4 separate regions of the Homo sapiens genome follow, and regions 2, 3 and 4 are each linked to region 1. A link is a loop called in an ENCODE intact Hi-C map of the cell type or tissue named here. Cell type or tissue: endothelial cell of umbilical vein. All regions are shown on one strand. Region 1 has its middle 57 kb from the start of LINC02225. Region 2 holds the start of LOC101928505 (a long non-coding RNA gene). Region 3 overlaps PLK2 (polo like kinase 2). Region 4 has its middle 120 kb from the start of LINC02101.

Region 1 (5,000 bases):
CAACACCCTACTTTCAAGGCACCTCCTGCCTGAACTCCTGAGCCCTCTGAGATTCTGAAGTGCAAATAAGCCTTCTTCATGATTTCATTCACTGCAGAGACTCCATGTTTGCCAAATTGGTTACTTCAAGTCAGTCCATTGCTTTCCATATATGTATATATAATCTTGTTTTCTCTTTTATCTTTTCCTTTGCTTTCTTTGCCCTAGGGTTTAAAAAGTTTTAATTTATTTACTGAAATTTTAATGTGTTACTGGAGTAAAGCACATATGTTTCAATCTTCCACATTTAATCCAAGTCCCAAATACTCTTTTGAAATTCTAGCTAATAATACTATATACCGTTATGAATCTTTTTTTTATAGAGGAATAAATCAAGACTAGGAGAAGTTAACTTGCCCAAGGTTGTGCAAATAGTAAGTGATGATTCCACTTGCTAATAAAAGTCTTGTTAGTTTCTTTCCAGCACACTGCCTTTTACTGTAAGGCACAGTTCCCGTTTTAAAGAGTTTATAGTTTTTGTGGGGAGGTAAAACTTGTGCACAGATGTAAGAATACAATACATTAAATGTCAAGAAAAAGAAAAATGGCCCAATGTGCAATGGGAATTCAGAGAAAAGAGAAATGTTTTCCTACCCATTTCTTTGTGTCTGAAATGCCACTTGGCATGAACTACACGTCTTTCAGTTCTGTAGGAACATTTCTTCATACCGAAATCTTATTTTAAGGGATAAAACCTCTATTCTTCAGCCAGTTGGAATTTGACAGTATTCCATGAAGTAACTGGAGAGGAGTGGGCAATAATATGAATTCTCAAATGACAACAACCCTTAAGGTGATATTTTAGAAAAAAAGAGTAAGATTTTTCAATACATGTCTATGAGTATATTTGACTTTAAAGACATTCAAGAGAGAATTTTTGCCTGTATTTTTTTTCCACTGATAATACATAGTCCTTGATCTTGTTACATATGAAGTGTATGTCTGTATCTCTCTGTCAAATATTCAAATATGGTTTATGATCATATCTACATCTGTCCAGACTTGAGGTTTTTTTTTTTTTCATGGCTAGCTAGGACTACTATCACTCATGCCACTTACACTCTGTGAATCCAAAGCACTATCTCCATTTGCATCCCAGAAGGCAGAATCACATCGTGGATTGGGGAACAGTCTCTATAGCCAATTGGACCGTGCTCCACTCCAGGGTCTCCCTTTACCTTCTTGCCATGTGATGTTGAGCTATTTCACTAAACCTCTCCCTTCATGTCTTATATTTCTTATCTGTAAAATGGGGATAATGGTGGAATCTAGGTCATAGTGTTTTATGAAGGTTAATAGATAAAATCAATGTGATGCACTTAGAATAGTGTCTGGTACACAGAAAATACTATATGATCATCATTTCTTCTTCTAGGAACGTCAGGCAGAAGCAATCTCTAAGGGTCACTTATGCATCAGGTTCTATTTTGTTTGCTGTAGGAGAAGTTTTTTCAATCATATGTTCGTTATTTTATCTTGAAACCATTTATTGAGTGCCTGCAGATACAATGGATTGCAAAATTAGACATGTCACTGCCTTCCTAGAATCCTGAGCATAGTGAAGAGACAGTCATGGCTCAACTAATTATACAAATAAATGTAAGATTACAACCATGGTAAGTGCTAGGAAAGACAGGCTTCATGACTCCTTATTACATTTGAATACACAGAGTTTAGTGCCTAACAGAGCAAAATTGTGTGTTTCTTGAAGAATCCAAGTGCTTTAATGCCAAAGAAGGGAAGGGCTGCTCAGTGCAGAAACTGAGAACATCCTGAGAAACTAATTAAAACCTTCCTATTTGATGACACCCATAGGATGGGAATCGCTTCCTCTCTCGACTTTCCTTGACACAACTTGCTCAGGAGGAATGCAAAGGATGGGTGGGATCTTCCCCAGCATGAGAGTGAAAGGAAGCCACATACCAAAGAGATGACGGTGGCACAAGAAATGCTGCAGCTGCTAATTCCACCTCCACCCTGTGGGACAACTGCTTAGCAATATTTCAAAGGCAAAAACAAAGTACAGGAAAAAAGAAAAAAAATGGATTTAACAACTTCCTTGACTGGAGGTCTGGATAAGAGTGGAGCACATTTTAAAGTGGACTTTATGGCAGAAATACATGTGGCTTTACAGACATCTGTGCCTGGGATTCACAGAGCCCAAGTGTACATTTGTACATGAAGCACAATCAGCTATTCAAGGCATTTGGCAAGAAACTGGAATATTGATGCCATTTCAATATAATACGTGTTCATCTCCTGTGCATCACTAATGCCAGTTTTACCAGAAAGCTGTAGCTGAGAATTCCATCCAGAATTCTTTCTGCCATTCTTCATTACCAGTGCTTGAAAGGGCAGTGTCCTCCTGCTGAACTTTTAAATTGTTAATTTCAGAAAAATACATTCCCTTTCAGTTTTATGTAACACACGAAGAGAAAATGAGTTTAAGAGTGGAGACAGAGTGTCATATATCAATGGCTGGGAAACAAAATTTAAAGAGAATGAACTCAAGAGATCTACAGCATAAAGACTATAGTTAATAACAATGTTTTACATACTTAAAAATTAATAAGAGAATCAATTTGAAGTGTGTTCACCACAAAAAAATGATAGGTATGTGAGGTAATGCATATGTTGATTAGCTTGATATAGCCATTCCACAATATATACGTATTTCAAAACATCATGTTGTACATATAAATATAGTTTTTATTTTGCAATTTAAAAAATTGTTCTCATTTGACCTTTGTACTTCCCTGACTATATTTCTGTGTCTCTATATCCCATTTATCTGCTTGTCTGTCTATCTTCACCTCATTCACTTTCTCTTCCTTCAAGCTTTCACATTGCATGTCATTGTTTGATGGCTCTGCAGTCAGGATGGACAATTAAGAGACTGTTTCCCGAACATCCACTATGAGTTGGGTAGGAATGTCTTTGAACTCATGAAAATTGCCATCTGGAAGTGAAGACAAATATGAGACATACTTAAAAGTGTGATGAGTGTCAAGAAAAGAAATACATAGGATACTCTGGAATCAAATAGCGATAGTAACAGTAATAACAACTAAGGTTAATTCCATGCTCACTATGTACCCAGGCACTCTTCTCAGTGATTTATATGTATTATTAATTTTAATGTACATATCACATCCATGAGGTAATGTACTATCACTTTCCATTTTATAGATGTGAAAATTAAAGCCCAGAGGGATTAAATACTTAAGTATTTTTCCAAGGCTGCCCAGATAGAAAGCGGTGCACTGTGATTTGAACCATGTGGTTTGGCTACTGCGCCTCTGTGCACTCTAAGTACACTCTTATACACAAGAGAATTTAGCTTGATCTGCCTGGAGAAAGTGTACTACAGTTTAAAATAATATTAATACATTTTGGGGATTTATTTGAGTACTCCTTTAATAAATGTGAGCAAATATTTTTCTCTTTAAAAATTAAGGTAGATTGAAAATAAACATAAAATGCCTCTAAATGTAAAGTAGTGGGATCCTGGGAAAAAATGGCTATGAAGGAAACGCTAGTGCAATTCACATAAAGTGAGGCATAATGCATCAATATCGGTTTCTCAGTTGTGACAAATATACAATTGTAAGATGTTAACAACAGGGGAAAATGGGTAAGGAATACACAGGGGTTCTCTGTATTATAATATCTTTGTAACTTTTCTGTAAATCTAAAACTCTTCTGAAATTAAAAATTTACTTAATCAAAAAAGAAACGAAAAGAAAATATCTGCTAGACTGATCAACCCCCATTAAGCATGTATTAGTTGCAAACTAAACAGTTCTCTAGAAAAGGCAACTCCTCTTTGGCACGTTCTCTCTGCTACTCAGGCAGGCAGCACGGCAGCATCTTCAGCATCTCACAGGGCATCTGTGCCCATTTGTTTCTTGGCCTCTTACCTGGTCAGGCCACGCAGATCATACATTTTTGCAACACCATCCTCTTTAACCTGTATATCAATGTACTCAGCATCATTTCCTTGCCCTTTTCCTGTTCAGTAGAAACTGGTAGCCCTTGTCCTGATTCCACCCAATAAAATAGTATCTTAACAACTTTGCTCCTTTGGATCTTTAAGTGGTGTATTCTTAATCCAGTACTGATACCTGGGCCATCAGATTTGGCCCTGTCCTGCAGGGTTTCGCTCATTCTGTGGAAGCTGCCAGTCTGAAGCCTGGGAGACCTAGACCATGAATGGTTCCTGTGGAAATCAAGCACCCACAGAGACTTCTCTGGCTCACACGGGCGGCGTTTTTGAGTATTTTAAAAAAGAATTTAAGAACTGACAGTCTCTCCAATACGGCAAATAACTTCCTATGGAAGAGGGAGAAGCCAGGTAGATGAGGAATCAAAACAACACACTTCAGTTCAGTAATTTGCAAAAGAGTGAGGCCAACTTTAGTTAGGGAGTAAGGTTTATCTCCACAAAGTTCCAATGACTCTGCCTTCTAATAGAGTCATTCTAATATTTCTCAAATGCATCCCCTCCTGTGTCAGTCAGGGTCCAACCAGGAAATGAAAAATCTCTTCAAATATTTTAAAAGAGAGAATTTATAGAGCAGATTGTTGTACAGGTGATGGAAAAGGTGAGAAGCCAAATAGGAGACAATGAGACAACTCAATGTTAGTAACAGCAGGAAGCTACAATCAACTCCGGGCTGGAGAAACAAAGGGAGGAAATGGGGTTCCCAGAGCCCAGGGGTGGGATCCTTGGGCAGAAGCCAGAACTGTGGCATATGTGCAGGGAGGCAGCTAGAGGCAAGAAGAGAATACAATGGCTGCTGGAGGTGTCACCTGAGGCCTAGACAGAGGATGAAATGCGTTGATTTTTTTTCTTCTTTCTTCCCAATCTCCTTCCAGTAAATACCGCTGGCCAAATCTAATAAAAAACTACCTGACATAGAAACCCAGTAAAGATAGTCCAGAGAAATCAGTCCCCCTTC
Region 2 (5,000 bases), 190 kb before region 1:
TTGTTTCCAAGTTTTGAACTCCTTAAAACATTTCTTGTAGGACTGGTCTAGTGGTGATGAATTAGTTTAGCATTTGCTTGTCTGGGAAATATTTTATTTCTCTTTCTTTTATAAAGCTTAAATTTAGGAGGATACAAAATTTGTGGTTGACAGTTTTTGTCTTTAGGAAGTCTGAAAATAGGACCCCAATCTATAGTGGCTTGTAAAGGTTCTGCTGAGAAGTTTACTGTTAATCTGAAGGGATTTCCTTTATAGGTGATTAGATGCTTTTTTCTTGATGATTTTAGAAGTTTTTCCTTCATATTGACTTTAGAGGCCCTGATGACTATATGCCTTGGTGAAGTCCATCTTGCAATGCATTTTCCTAGAGTTCTCTGAGCTTGTATCTGGATGTCTAAATCTGTCTCTCTCTCTTTTTTAGGTTTTGGGCTCTTTATCTTGCATTCAAAATTGATGATGAGAAATATCTATGAATGGCAGTAACCTGAAGAGGCATAAATGACAAGGAGTTGATCAACCCTGAGTTTTCTGATTTTCATTATGTAAAGTAGCATAAAAAGTATTTTTTTTTACTTTTATTTTAAGTTTAGAGGTACATGTGCAGACTTGTTACATAGATAAACTAAACTTGTGACATGGGGCTTTGTTGTGCAGATTATTTTATCTCCCAGGTATTAAGCCTAGTGCCCATTATTTATTTTTCCTGATCCTCTCCCTCCTCTCACCCTCCATCATCTAATGGGCCCCAGTGTGTGTTGTTCCCCTCCATTTGTCAATGTGTTCTCATCACTTAGCTCCCAATTATAAGTGAGAACATGTGGTATTTAGTTTTCTGTTCCTGTGTTAGTTTGTTAAGGTTAATGGCCTCCAGCTCCATCCACATCCCTGCAAAGAACATGATCTGAGTTTTTTTTATGGTTGCATAGTATTCCATGGTGTATATGTACATCATGAAGCTGAATTTAGCAGAATACAAAATTTGTGGCTGACAAGTTTTTTTTACACTTTTTTAACAAATCTAATCTATCATTGGTGGGCATTTAGGTTGATTTCATGTCTTTGCTATTGTGAATAGTGTTTCAAAGAACTTTTATGTGCATGTGTCTTTATAATAAAATGATTTATAGTCCTTTGGGTATATACCCAGTAATGGGATTGCTGGGTCAAATGGTATTTCTGTCTTTAGGACTTTGAAAAATTACCATACTGTTTTCCACAATGGTTGAACTAATTTACACTCCCATTAACAGTCTATAAGCGTTCCTTTTTCTCCACAACCTCTCCAGAAATGGATGTCTAAATTTCTACCAAGCCTAAGGAAATCTTCCTTAATTATTTACTCAAATAAGTTTTCCAAACTTTTAACTTTCTCTACATCTCCCTCAGAAATAGCTATGACTTGTGCATTTGGTTGTCTTACATCATTCCATACTCCTCAAAGGCTTTGTTCATTTATGAAATTCTGTTTTCTTTATTATTGTCTGACTGGGCTAATTCAAAAGATCTGTCTTTGAAATTCTTTTTTCTGCTTGGTCTAGTCTATTATTAAAGCTTTCAACTATATTTTGTAATTCAATGAATTCTTCATTTCTAGATGTTCTTTGTGTGTGTGTTTTGTTTTAATGTCTACCTCTTCAGCAATTTTTTCATTGATGTCTTGAATTGTTTTTCTAATTTCTTTGTGTTGGTTTTCAATTTTCTTTTGTATCTCATTGAGCTTATTTAAAATCAATATTTTGAATTATTTATCTGGTATTTCAAAGATTTCCTTTGGATTAGAATCCATTGCTAGAGAGTTAATGTGATTCACTGGGGTGTTTTAACACTCTGTTTTTTCATATTACCAGAATTTTTCCTCTGGTTCCTTTTCATCTAGATAAACTATCTCTTCTTCTCTCTTTCTTTTTTTTGAATTTACTTTCGTTTGGAAAGGAATTTTTTTCCTCCTTGAGGATGTGACTATGCTGTATGCTGTGTATGGTTATTTTACTTTGGTTCTGGATGCTTTCAGTGGCAAGGATTCTATGTGTGTTCCATGGTTATAGATAGCTTTTGTGTGGTGGCTTTCTCAAATGCTGGTTGTAGCTACATACTGGGTGGGTTTGTGAGCAGGTTCACTGCCTCCTTGGGTATCAGGATAGAGGAAGTCTCAGGAATCTTAGCTCATTCCTCACTGTTGTGCGCTTGTGTCAGCAGGTTTTGTATTACACTGTGCAGTTCAATCTCCAGGCCAGTAGGTGGCATTTACAGGTAACAGCTGACTATCTGCAGAAGCAGATGGGCATATACTTGATCTTTGTTTACTGAGAGAAGCTCTCTTTTGCTTCAGCCAATGGGCTGTTCTGTGGACCACCCACAAAGCTGGGTGGAGCTGGACTGTCAAGCTCAACTTTGACCTCAGATATCCCAACGGTAAACACGAGCACCAGACCTGACTGGGTGGTTGAGGGAGCTCCTGGTGAAATGTGCTGAGGCTTCTGCTGAGGTTTCTACCTCAGCTCCACGGCCTGGCCAGGTAGGAATGCAATTCACCTTCCTGTCATGTTTCTGTCCTGGCACTCCAGACATTCGGGTCAGACAGACCTCACTATCTCCAAGCTGCAGTGAATCTGAGAGCCATGAAAGGTACCTGCTCTGTGATTCTCTACCAATGTGGTTATGGTGTGGAACTTCTTTTCTCAGCCCAAAACGTAAAACTTTGAGGCTCTCCTCTTCTCTGCTTCAGGAATGCTGCTGCTCTATGTAGAGAGTGGGAAGGGCCCTGCCATTTTGCAAGCCTGGGCCTGGTAAGCACACTGCCAATGGGGTACATCCACCCCTAACAGTCCTAGAATGACCATCCACCAGCATGCCTATGTCAGTCTCCTATGCGTGCAGCCATGGCTGTTTCTGCAGTAGTTGTGGGGAGGGTAGAAAAAAGAGGTCTCCCTCTCCACAGCCATGCTCAAGCACTGGGGCCATATGGCCACTGGGGTGGAACATATTCCTTTCCCACAGAGCTGAGCATGGCATCTTTGTCTCTGCTGGAAGAGACACAGTCAACTTTACCGCATAAGTGGAAGCTCTCAAGCACAGGAAAGAATGTGCTCTGGTTTCCTTTGCCCCAGGGAAGAGGTACTTCCTTGGTGGGCTGCACTCTCTCTTCCCTTAGGAGCAGCACTCCCTGAGACCTGGGCCATGGGCATTCTGCAGCTTCTCTAGGTCCAGTCAGGCCTGTGTGGCTGTCACAATCCCAGCTGGTGCTGGGGAATGTCTGTGGGAGATCTGGCAATGTGGAGACACAAGGGCTGAGGTTACCTGGGCAGAAAACAGTCTCACAATGGGTATGCAGCAAATATGGCACCTGCTACCACAGCTTGGGTCCAGGAACAGGGTGAGTGACTGTGTGCAAGTTGGTAGTCTGGTGTGATGTCCTCAAAAAGTTACCAAATCACCACCCATACTAGTGCTTGGGCTCATGAAAGCAGAGGAGACCTCTAAAGTTTGGAAACCAGCAGTCTGCTGCAAGGGTGAAGGGAGCCAAGAACATTTACCTTTTTGATGAAATACCAAGTCCCTCAGGAGGGTTTGATCTCAGCCAGCCTTTTGCTTCTGTCTTTTTCTGTATGGTAGCTTCTTCCTGTGAGTTCTCCAATAGTTCCGGCACCCTCTCTTTAATATTCTATGTGAGTTTTGATTATTTACCTCTACGTTCCATTCTTCTTTCTGAGGAGAACTTACATGTGACCTCTCTAGTCAGCCATCTTGAAATTTATAAAACCTGAATTTTAGTTTTTTATATTATGGAAAGGTAATATGTTTATAGAAATGTTTTGATGTGTAGAATAATATCTATAGATGTAAGTAAAGGATATTTAAAAGGAGTTTTTTTCTATGTGACTGTACCCAATTTGTCTGAGAAGGCAGCAGAGGGCAAGTACTTTCCCATCCAGCACATGCTGTGAGATCACCTGTGCAGGATGTTCAAGTGCAGTAGAGAAGGGCTGATTTTATGACATTTATCTCAATATGCACTTTGAGCATAAGAAGGATTGATATTTAAACAGAGGATTTTCTGTGTACTGGGAGTCTGCCCTCACTCCCAACACCGGAAAAGTGCTGGGTGCTTCACTCTCACTTCAATCTAGTGTAAAGTGCTGCAAGGTAACCAATCAGGAATCTTGATGTGTTCCTGGATTTGGAGGGACACAGTAGTTTACTGTCTGTGTACTATGGAAGATAATCTTGAAATGAAATATTGGCTGAAGCCATGTATGAAGGTGGGGAAAGAGCTAAGGCTGCACTTTCACCATTTGGCATGAAGGGGGTACTTTCCCATGGGCCTGATGTGAAAGCTGGAGCCTCTGAAATGAATTCTGCAAAGGCAAGGGGGCCCTGGAAGTATGAGAATGTGGGGTTGGTTGCAGAGGCAGGAGCTGATGAGGAGTAGCAATTGGTCAGCTAAAGAAGATACATCAGGGACCTCTGAAGAATTCACAATCATATGCTCAAGAAAAAAGTCAGCTTTGGTCACACCACCAAGAGCATCAACACTGAGCAAATCAAGCAGGTCTTTTCCTGCTTTCTTTTCTTTTGTTTCTCTCCCCTTGCAATCCTGCGGATTTGGGTATAAGGTAGAGAGAAGCTGACAGAGAAACAAGATGTCTGCTTTCTTTGTTTTCCACTGTAAGTTTCCGAAGGAGGCCCAATCTGGAGTAGGGAGAAATAGTCAACTTAAAATGACTTGTGGAATTTTAACTATTACAAGAACCTGTTTGAATTAGTGAAATGAGACAGTTCTTGCAAGTAGAAATGACTATAGAATTTTTAATTGTTCAACAAACAGAGAAAATCTTTTGGGCTCCTTAACATTTCATCCAGGGGCAGGGAAAAAAACCTAGCCACACCCCATAGAGCAGGTATTATGGGCTGGCATTGAGATGGAAAGAATTACAATGCTCGATGACTTTATTTTTTAAAGACAGGTTTACCCATGATTATTGTGTAAATACAGTTGCAAT
Region 3 (5,000 bases), 610 kb after region 1:
TCTTGCTGCCTAGCTAACTATAGCTCTTAGCAATTATGTCACTTTGGTATTTAAGAGAAGGAGAAGGTAGAAATGGTAGAAAATTCGTGGAAGAGAAAAACTAAGAAAGAAAGGTAGGCAGTTAATATGCTGGTTAAGGCTCAGATTCATTCTCTGCCCTTCTTCTGCTTTATTTTGCAATATTACAATGACCCTAACAACTGTATTTCCAAGGCTATTTTTTTCGACTGCCTTTCAGCTCATTTGGTCAATGGGAGATTGGAGGCCAAGAGGAAGAAAGAATTCAAAATATTTTGTCCCCCTTTTTTCTCACCCAAAAAGGCACAGGGGTCATCTCAAGCAGTGATGACATTTGTCCCATGATCTCAAAATCCTGGTAAGCAGTGACCATCATGATTCTAGTTTCTGCCAGAAGACTCAGTTCTGGGCTCTGGTAACATGACGTTTTCTCTGGGTCTCTCTAGCCATTGGGAGAGTAGTGCCTTCCTGCTGCAGTGAATCTCTGGGTTGCCTCACCACCGAGTTCTTCCATCATCTGTATAACCAACAATCTCCATTAGATTCCTTCTCTCTGAAAGTCCCAAAATGATCCCAACTGGATCACGACTTACACAGAACTGAAGACTCGATCACAACTTACACAGAACTGAAAGTGGGAGAAACAAGAATGAGACAGTTTTTTTTTTTCTAGATAATTACGGTCCCTGCCATTACAGATGTGGAAAGAGGCAGAAAAAAAAACAGAACAAGAACAGGAAGAAATACTTATTGAGTACCTTTGTTGTGCAAGTGTTTTATTATCGTTTTATCTTCACAGATGAGAAAACAGAAGCTTAGAGAGATTAGGTATTTACTAATGATCGCATTATTAACATGTGGTTGCACAGAAATTTGGACTCAAGATTTGACTCCAAAGCTTTTCCACTGGAGTATGATTTCCCTAGCTGACATGAGATTACATTCAGAAATAGTTCTTGAAGGCTTGATGGGACTAAGAGATAAAAGTCGTAAATGTTAAATAACCTAAGATCAAGTTCACTGTCATGGCCACACCAAGTTTAGTTGAGGGTATCTGTTATTTTATTTTTTAAGAAACAGGGTCTCCCTCTGTCACCCAGACTAGAGTGCAGTGGCATGGTCATAGCTTATTGCAACCTCAAACATCTGGGCTCAAGCGACACTCCTGCCTCAGCCTCCCCCATAGCCGAGACATGCAACAAAACTATTAAATCTTTAGAATTTGTGAGGGCTAATGGAGAAACGTTCCTGGGGATCAAAGGTGTTCATTAAAGAAATCTATTATTTTACAGTTGTTTTTTGTGGAATTCAGGGTACCCTTATTTGGAAGGGTAATTTATTTGGGAATTTTTTATTCTCCTTCTCCCATGGCAAAGATTTATCAACACTGTTATGTTTTATGGAGATGTCCTCTGTACTCCTCCCCCAGAAATGCAGTTGGGTAGAAGGGGTGACAGAAATCCATCCTTATGTGTTCTCATCCACTCCCATGATGTTTTCCAAAACTTAGTTACTTCCAAATGTTGCTTTCTCTTGAGATGTAGACCTGCATATCCACTGTTTACTGGACCTATGTGGGCATCCTCATACAAATCTGATTAGATATGTCTAAAACTCACTATATTTTTCCATCAAGCTCTTCCTTCCATATTCCTAATTTACTATAGTTAATGGCCCAAGAATGCAACCCGTCCCCCACTGACTGCCTCAGCCAATCCTTCTGCACCTCATCTACTTTCTTAGGCACCACATTCAACCGGGCTCTAGATCCTGTTAAAATCAACTTTCTAAGTTCCTCCAAAATCAATCTTCATTTACTCATTCGATAGTTGACTGTCCAGTACCAGATCTGGTGCTCAGTACTGGGAACGTTGAAATGAATCAGGAGGGCCAAATGAGGTACTGCCTAGCTCTTCTTTTGCTCCTTTTCATTGTCTCAGGTCCCTTCTCACCTGAGTCACAGCATTAATTTCTTTACTGTTTGGGCCGTTTCCATCTTGTTCCCCACCCCGTCTCCTCTTCTCCCAGAATAAATTTTAGGAATCTGAAGTACTATGTCACTTTCCTCCTTGAAATTTCTCAGTAGTTTGGCATAGCCTTCAAAATGCAGCCTAAAAGCCATGGGTTGCACCATTCATGTCTTCCAGCCTTTTCCTATAATACTTCAGATTGCACACCCACTTCTGTGAACTCTTTCATCCCCCGGGCTTCTATACGTGCTATTCCCACTGCTTATAACACTCTTCCCTATCGCATATTTCTATTTAACCCCCACTCATCTTTCAAACACAGTAAAAACAAATTTCTTTTCTGGAATCTATTCACTGAGCCCAGCCCATGCCTGGGGCTTCTTCCTCATGATTCCTGCTGAGTTCCCACAACACCCAGTACATACCTTTATCGTAAAATCACACCACTTGTCACACTAATAGGTAAATGCACTGTCTCCTCCACTCCATTGTGACTTCCTTGAGGGCAGGGGGGCCTCGGGTTCACTCTGTGTCTCCAATGCCAGGCCCTGGATGTGGCACACAGCAGATGCTGAGTACATATAAGAATGGGTAAGTGTGTATTTTGAAATCATGAGGTAGTATACAATCTTCCACTGTGAAACTCAAAAGGAAGGAACATTTTCTGTTTGGAAACTATTGTTTCTTCTCTGCTTATAAAAATACAACTGAATTTGTATACATGGCCAGAGAACTCCAGCCAGCAGGAGTTAATCTAGGAGTTGTGAAATACTCATAACATATTCCCTGGATTTGGCTTTTATTAATACAATATACCAAGTGGAGTTTTAACAATTTTAGAAAAATGTAAAAGTGCAACTAGCATCTCTATACTATGCTGTACAGGACCACAATGTAAACACAGCCTTAACAAACCAAAGCACTTCTTTTCATAGGACAGTATTTTCCTTATAGTGGGATTACAATTGAACAAAAAATATTTACATCTTATGCAGATGCCTGTAAGTTCAGAGTAACAGGATGAGCAGCTTTCCTTTACTACACCTGTCAAAGAGTAGATCCCACTGAAAAAGAAAACCTCAAATTTACCTCTTAATTTAATAGATTAAAAGATGGACCCCAAACCACAACTTGGTTCCCATACCACTCCTCAACTACCATGCACCAGAAGGAAAATAAAATGACTTATTCACAAAGTATTTCTCACTACTGGAATTATGTGCTAGTACTGCCAGTGGCACTGGAAGTGTTTAGGCAGGTTTATGCTGAGTAATATGTTTAGGTGGTGCATGTATTCTAATTCAGAGTTTTGCCCATATTAAGATAAACTTCCTGTACCTATTGACACTGAATAACAGAGATCTATTTAATCTGGCTTCACCTCCAAGCTAAACAAGTTTTGAAGAAATACTACAGAGAGAAATTGGGTTTGGATTTTGTAGGAGGCTTATATTTTGGTTGTAAGAAGAATGGTGTTCTTAAGCTAGATCTACTCTGAAAGTTTATGATTGTACTTCAGGTATTAGACTTCCTAGAAACTGTAGTTAGAAAAAATTAAAGATCTAACTCTCTAGTATGCTTCTATACTCAGTGGCTTCTTGGCACTGCTTGGCACGATCTTATCAAAAAATGTAACGATGTGGTGAAGAGTTCTACTAAAGACAGGAGACCATTATTTCTGCGTTTTCATACTCTTTATTGCCAACGGTTTAAAATGGTCAACATAAAAAAAAAGACATTTTGATAATAAATACTGCTCTTTGGGCTGTAATAAATAAAAAGTTTATTAACAAGGAATGCACTTTTCCAGCCACAAGTATCTTCAAAAATTAATGAAAAAAAATTATATATGGCCATAGTTCACAGTTACGCAGCCAAAAGCTGCTCCAATTACAGCCTTTAAACAACATGGGAGCTTCCTCCCTTCTCCCTCCCCTTCAGGAAGTATATTCACAGTTCCAAAGTCCTCTGGCTGAAATGCTCTCAACAGAGAGAATTTAAGAATCAATGCACCTTTCTGCAAAATTGTCTGAAAAACCTTTTAAAACAGGTATCTCAAGGAAAACTGCATTCTGGTTCACTCTTGGATTGTCCAAAGTCAAGAACTGTATGCCTTAGCCTGTTCTGGTTCCAACCAGTCCAGCAGGCCACAGGGGAATTGTTTTCGTACCACCACATGTCCATCTTCTTCAACATACTCTAGATCATTCTTTTGGCTTCCCTGTAGATCTCACAGTGGAAAAGAGGAGTCCCATAGGGTCCATTCGAAAAGTCTTTCAGTTACATCTTTGTAAGAGCATGTTCAGGGCATATTCCATTCGATTTTTTAATTCTGATGAACAGCCAGACATCAGCAGAGTTGTCAGCCTGAAAGTTGTAGATATCCTATCCTCATTGATGTAGGTGAGAAGGTATTCTTCATTTTGGCTACAGATGATGATTTTTGTATGATCATGGTAGAAATTCACCTTAAAAAATAAACATAGACATTAGATCTCTCAAAATATTCGAGAATTAGAAAAGTTCAGTCAATCACTAAACTGTCTAGGTACAAATCTTTCTGTTTAGGACCTAAACGTGCACTTTCCTGAAGAGTTCATTTACCTGAAAGGTGCCATCATTAAAGAGCATCATTAGGGCCTTATCAGATTTTAGCCACTGAAGGAGGTAGAGCCGAGGTCTTCGAATATCAGTAACACTAGGCAGATCTCCACCCTGGAAGAGATTAGGAGAGTGAGTTAGTGCCTACAAAGATTTTGTAGCATGCACTCTATTATTATTCTAAGAAAATCCTCTCAAACTTAAGCAAGCATCAGAATGGCTTTGGAAATCCCTGCCTCCACCTCCCGGAGATTCTGATTCAGTACACCAACGGTAGGTCAGGAGAATCTGTTTCTAACAAGCTTCAAAGTGATGCAGACACTACTGCTTTGTGGCCTACACTTCAAATGTCACCACTCTAAAGCCACAGTACTTACATCCATGAGGTTCTCCTCCATGTAATGAGAAAAG
Region 4 (5,000 bases), 400 kb after region 1:
AGAATATTTCCTTCCTCATAGGTTTGTGATGAGACTTTAATGAGATAAGGTAACAGGCTTACATAGTGCCTGGTGCAAAGTGTGAACTTCATAAACAATAGTTGATATTATTATTACATAAACAGTTTCCACCAAAGAAGAAGGCTGGCCCTACCCATAAGTAACATTCAAAACATTCTGTAAACTACAGGTGGAACCTGGTTACGTTGTGCTGTTAAGCAAGTGTTTGTTTATAGTCAGGTTTGTTTTTGTCAAGATATGACTTTATTTCTTAAAAAAAGTGATATGATTAATAGAAATGACTCAAAAGGTTTGCAAGAGTACTAATCAGAAGGAAGACACTTTGAATCTATTTTACTCAAACAGCAAAGTATGAAAATGAGTTTTAGGAACAGAAAGTCTTTCTTCCCCCACCCACAACTGTCACAACTCCACCCAACAATGGTCTTAAGGTTTAAGTCCAAAACAATGCCTAGCTTTCTATTTTTCTCTCCTACAAGGGCTGAATAATTTACCTTCCCAATTATTTCTATAGGATGTATAATTATAAAGATTATTTTGACAGACATGTCTGACCTAAAGCTTTGTTTCTACTCTACTTGAGTTGCAGCAGGTGAACCATGAGAACCTACAAATCAGGCAAGACTTGAGTTTTACAAGTTCTTTGTACAGGGATGGAACAAAGGTTATGATCAGCAAGAAATGCATTGTTTCTTGAACGTGAAGGTGTTCTGAATCTTTCCATGGGGATGCGTTTCAGGATTATCAACAGAGAAAATAATCTCCAACTGTTGTTGTTTGGGGGATTTTCTCTTCTGGGATAACTCTTCTGAAAGCACCTGCTGGGTGACTTGGTAGAAAAGGTCATGAGAAAGTAAACAATTTGACAGCCATTTCCTGAGCCATCTGATCTTATCCTTGAAGATGGATCACATTCTCCAGCAGAACCTGTTATAAATAGCAGTCAGTAGTGGCTGGGTGCTACTAACAAGGCTTAGCACAGGATTGACAGTTTTGATCCCCACTGTGGACTCTTCCCAGGAGCCAGTTCCTACCTTAGGCATTAATGGATCACATATTGTCGCACACGCTCCACCACCCCCATCTCTAGCCGATCTTTTGCTTCTCTCAACCAGCAAAGATTCTCTTGAGCTTGTTTTTCTATTGATTGTATTGCAGAAAACAATAAATAGGCTTTCTATTGTATTTACTATAATTTTTAAAAATTACATATTATCCCATTTGATAGTGTGCATTCTTCACTATTTGAGACTCACTGGCTCAGAGATTTTAGACTGACTTCAGAGATACGATTCTTTCATTCCATAGAAGACCCAAGGACCAAGTTTGTTTAAGAAGACTGTTTCCGTCTCAGGTTCAGCATCAAAGGATCTGAACCTTCAGGATGGAAGGCAAACCCATATGCAGCTTTCTCTGATCAAAATAATGTTTCCTGCAATCACCAGCCATCACGAAGGCATGACAAAGCCTAAAAGAATCAACATGAACCGGAAGTTTCTATCTGAATCATCCACTTGGCATTATGTTTCAGAAAATGCTAAAGGATTGTTTTTAAAGTGATATTTGATAGTGATATGATAGGCATGATTTTGTTTCTTCCTTCAATAATATGCTCCAAGAAAATATCTAATGTTTATGTAATAGAAGTATTTAAATTTTGTATAAGCATGAGCAAGCATGGCTAAATATTACTCAACAAGAATTTTTAAACACATACCATGTGCCATGCACCATTCAGAAGGGTGGAAGGTCTTACCTTCATGTAGACACAGTCTTGTAGAAAAACTTAACTGAGGAAAATTGTAATAAACCAAGAAGAATCCTTGTTGACAATATTTTAGATGCAAAATCAAAGCTGTGGGGTTATAAGAATCTGAGATTTTATTGGAAATAGATAAAAGTTTTTCTGAATTAGCTTCATTTGGATTAAAATCCTATTAGAGATTTAGTGGCTGGCAAAGTATTTCTGGGCCTTAATTTCATCATTGTTAAAATAAGAGGTTAGATGAAGTATCAGCTTCCTTCCAGTTCTACTATTCTAGGTCTATTATTATATATTTTCAAAATTTATAAAACAAAGTACATTATTTGACAATAAATTTTGTTGTTTCTCTAAAAAGTGCACATATATATACATATATATGTGTATATATGTATATATATTGTATATGTGTGTATATATATGTGTATATATATATATATATGTGCACTTTTTAGAGAAATAACACAATTTATTGTCTCCATATACAATATAAGAAGCACCTTGTATACGATAGTATCTTTTAGTTGGTGGTATCCTAATTGTCGTGATGACATGTTGTCTTTATTCCTCTTATAAGGATGTTGAGGAAGGTCAGTACAGTTGTCAACAATAAACACATGTTGAATATCCACCATGTATATAGCATTGAAATCAATACAGGTTTAGAAGATGGTATTAAGGAGAGCAAATGGTGTCCCTGTGTCTGAGACCCAGCAATTCTGTTGCTCTTGCATAGAAGAGCAAGGTTGGACCTGAGTTGGGCTCTGCCTGACCAGTGAAGGAAGACGAGGGAGACTCCACCCTCTGACCTTATCCGCTGCCTTCAACCTCTGAGAACGGTTATTCCCAGTCCTATTGTTTGGTACTTCCTGATCCTGCTTGCTCCCTCTGACTCACCAAACATGAAATCATAGCTAAGAAAGCTTCAAAGAGACCCTGGATAGCCCTAGACACACACTGTTTAAATGATAAAATGGTGTCAACCATTAACACTATAAACAAAATCATGTGTTTATCATGACAGCTGCACTGTGTAAAGACCTGCCCCTCAAATAAAGCCTGAGTCCTTTAAGCTGCTTCCCAAGGTCTTCTCAATCTAGACCCACACATTTCTTCAATGTGTACAAACTTAATGCTCTAATAATTAATTCCTCATAGTTATCATTCTGTGGCATGCTTATTCTTAACTGTTTTCTTTACACCTACAGTTGCATATGCCCATATGCCTTTATTTTTCTACTCCACCTGACAAAGCCTTCTTCTGTGAAGCCTAGCTAAAGTGTCAACTTATCTGTAAAGCCTCTCCCGATAACTTTGGATAAGTTAGTCATGTCCTCTCTCTTACTAGGTGTTCGTATTTCCACCATAGTTATTGTGATTCTCTGCTGACATGTTTCTCTTTATCACCAGATTTCAAGCTCTTTAAGGGAAAAGGCTGTGTTTTATTTATCTCTGGATCCCTAGAATTTTATGGTTCCTGAGGGTCAAAGTTTGTTTAATAAATGAATGTATTCTGACTTCTTCCTCAAAGCAGAGAAGCCTTTAGTATGGGCATGTATTAGTCTGTTCTCATGCTGCTAATAAAGACATACCCGAGACTCAGTAATTTATAAAAGAAAGAGGTTTAATTGACTCACAGTTTAGCATGGGGAGGCCTCAAGAAACTTACAATCATGGCAGAAGAGGAAGCAAACATGTCCTTCTTAACATGGTGGCAGCAAGGAGAAGTGCAGAGCAAAAGTAGGGGGGTTGAGGGGGTGGGGGAGTGGGGAAGCCCCTTATAAAACCTGCAGATCCTGTAAGAACTCACTCACTATCACAAGAACAGCATGGAGGTAACCAACCCCATGATTCAGTTATCTCCCACCAGGTCCCTCCACAATTATGGGGACTACAGTTCAAGAGAGATTTGGGGTGAGGACATAGCCAAATCGTATCAAGGCACATGTAATTGAGTGGAAGGTGAAGAAAATAACAGGGGTTAGGGAGGGCAGTGAGCCTGAGCAGTCACCTTGAGCCAAACTGGAGTGGTGTAGAGGGCCCCTAAAACTGCAGCCAGACAGAGAGAGAGGCCAGGAAGCAAATCCCAACTCACTGTTCTTTCCATTTGTTCATAAAAATTGAATAATATGGAAGGAGTCCAAGTTGATATCTTTACATAATGTGTTTTGTTTCTCCAATAAACATTGGAGGAAGATTGGGCATGATAGAATAATCAAATAAGCTGAGGAGTTGCCCAGGCCCACTTCTGAGGAGATAAGTTTTTAATCCTTTAATAGACCACAAATGAAATTAAAAATTAAAAAATAAATCCAAACAAAAATTGAAGTCTTCTTCATCTACCTAGCTGGTTCCAAAGTTAGAAAAGATGTACAGGAGAACAGCTAGAATAATTCATTCATCTTTTCAGGCTTTTACTGAACTTCATAGGAAAAAGTGAGGAGGAAGAGAAAGTGTATTATTTAAAATGATTAACATTAGTTGCTGTAACAAACATCCCTTACATTTCAATGGCTTGACACAGTAAGTCTGATTTCTCCCTTCATACCAAGAACTACAAGTCAATATCCAACCAGCAGCACATGACTGATGATAGGGAAAGGTTTAGTGTACAAGCCTGGAAATGGTGCACATCAATTCCTTCACATCCCACTGTCCAGAAAGCAACAAAAAGCCTCCCTCTTTCATCGAGGGGCTGCTTACTGTGGTTTAGCTATTTCTAAGAAGAGAAGAAACCAGCATTCTATCACAGAATGGAAGTAAAAAGAAAGATAAAAGGCAAAGGAAAAATAAAATAAAGGGAGAAATTTTGAAAAACATTTAGGAAAAAATTGTACTCTCTGGCTTCTCTTATATAGAACACCCCTTACCATAGATTATCATACAGCTGAAGAATAGAAGACATATATGAGACATCTATACATATACACATGTACATATATGCCCCATTCAGCTGTGTAACTGTGTGTGTGTGTGTGTGTGTGTGTGTGTGTGTGTGTAGGTGTGGGAGAGATGAGGTCCAGGGTGTAAAATAATGAAAAAAGATATTTAAAAGTATATATTAAAATCTATTTCTACTAACTATGTACTTTCCTTCTAGCAAACTTGGTTTCTTGTAATACTCAAGTCTTTGAGACTTGCACTGTGTACACCACCTCACAGAGATCATTTTCTTTCATGGTTCTTTAGTTTGGGCATGTGTTGTTTCTTTTGCCTA

Evidence for each region. Hi-C counts contacts between places; a loop is a spot of excess contacts. Peaks named below come from ENCODE experiments on the same cell type or tissue, not always from the same donor. Only the 100,000 strongest peaks of a DNase experiment are listed, where the experiment ranks them.
Region 2: it touches region 1 in a loop (4-fold over the local background); 3 of 110 quality-filtered maps call a loop at or near these places.
Region 3: a loop joins it to region 1, with 11 times the contacts of the local background. A loop is called at or near these places in 5 of 110 quality-filtered maps.
Region 4: a loop joins it to region 1, with 10 times the contacts of the local background. A loop is called at or near these places in 2 of 110 quality-filtered maps.

The regions. Positions count from the first base shown.
Region 1 is chr5:57,839,888-57,844,887 of GRCh38, forward strand. No RefSeq gene overlaps it. Among named protein-coding and RNA genes, the nearest start is that of LINC02225, 57 kb to the right of the region's middle. In endothelial cell of umbilical vein, no CTCF peak of the experiment used is centred here; DNase peaks (open chromatin) are centred at 2,054 and 4,754; H3K27ac peaks cover 2,956 bases.
Region 2 is chr5:57,648,245-57,653,244 of GRCh38, forward strand. It overlaps LOC101928505 (a long non-coding RNA gene), which reads left to right and starts at 2,416. Exons shown (of 3, transcript NR_104668.1): 1 at 2,416-2,515. In endothelial cell of umbilical vein, a CTCF peak has its summit at 2,247 (motif pointing right); a DNase peak (open chromatin) is centred at 2,217.
Region 3 is chr5:58,450,319-58,455,318 of GRCh38, forward strand. It overlaps PLK2 (polo like kinase 2), which reads right to left. Exons shown (of 14, transcript NM_006622.4): 12 at 4,967-5,000; 13 at 4,593-4,703; 14 at 3,664-4,456. The coding sequence ends at 4,265. Among named protein-coding and RNA genes, the nearest start is that of PLK2, 7.3 kb to the right of the region's middle. RefSeq lists an enhancer at 1-87. In endothelial cell of umbilical vein, no CTCF peak of the experiment used is centred here; DNase peaks (open chromatin) are centred at 823, 1,653 and 2,473; H3K4me3 peaks cover 1,160 bases; H3K27ac peaks cover 319 bases.
Region 4 is chr5:58,238,965-58,243,964 of GRCh38, forward strand. No RefSeq gene overlaps it. Among named protein-coding and RNA genes, the nearest start is that of LINC02101, 120 kb to the left of the region's middle. In endothelial cell of umbilical vein, no CTCF peak of the experiment used is centred here; DNase peaks (open chromatin) are centred at 897, 1,527 and 2,637; H3K27ac peaks cover 3,557 bases.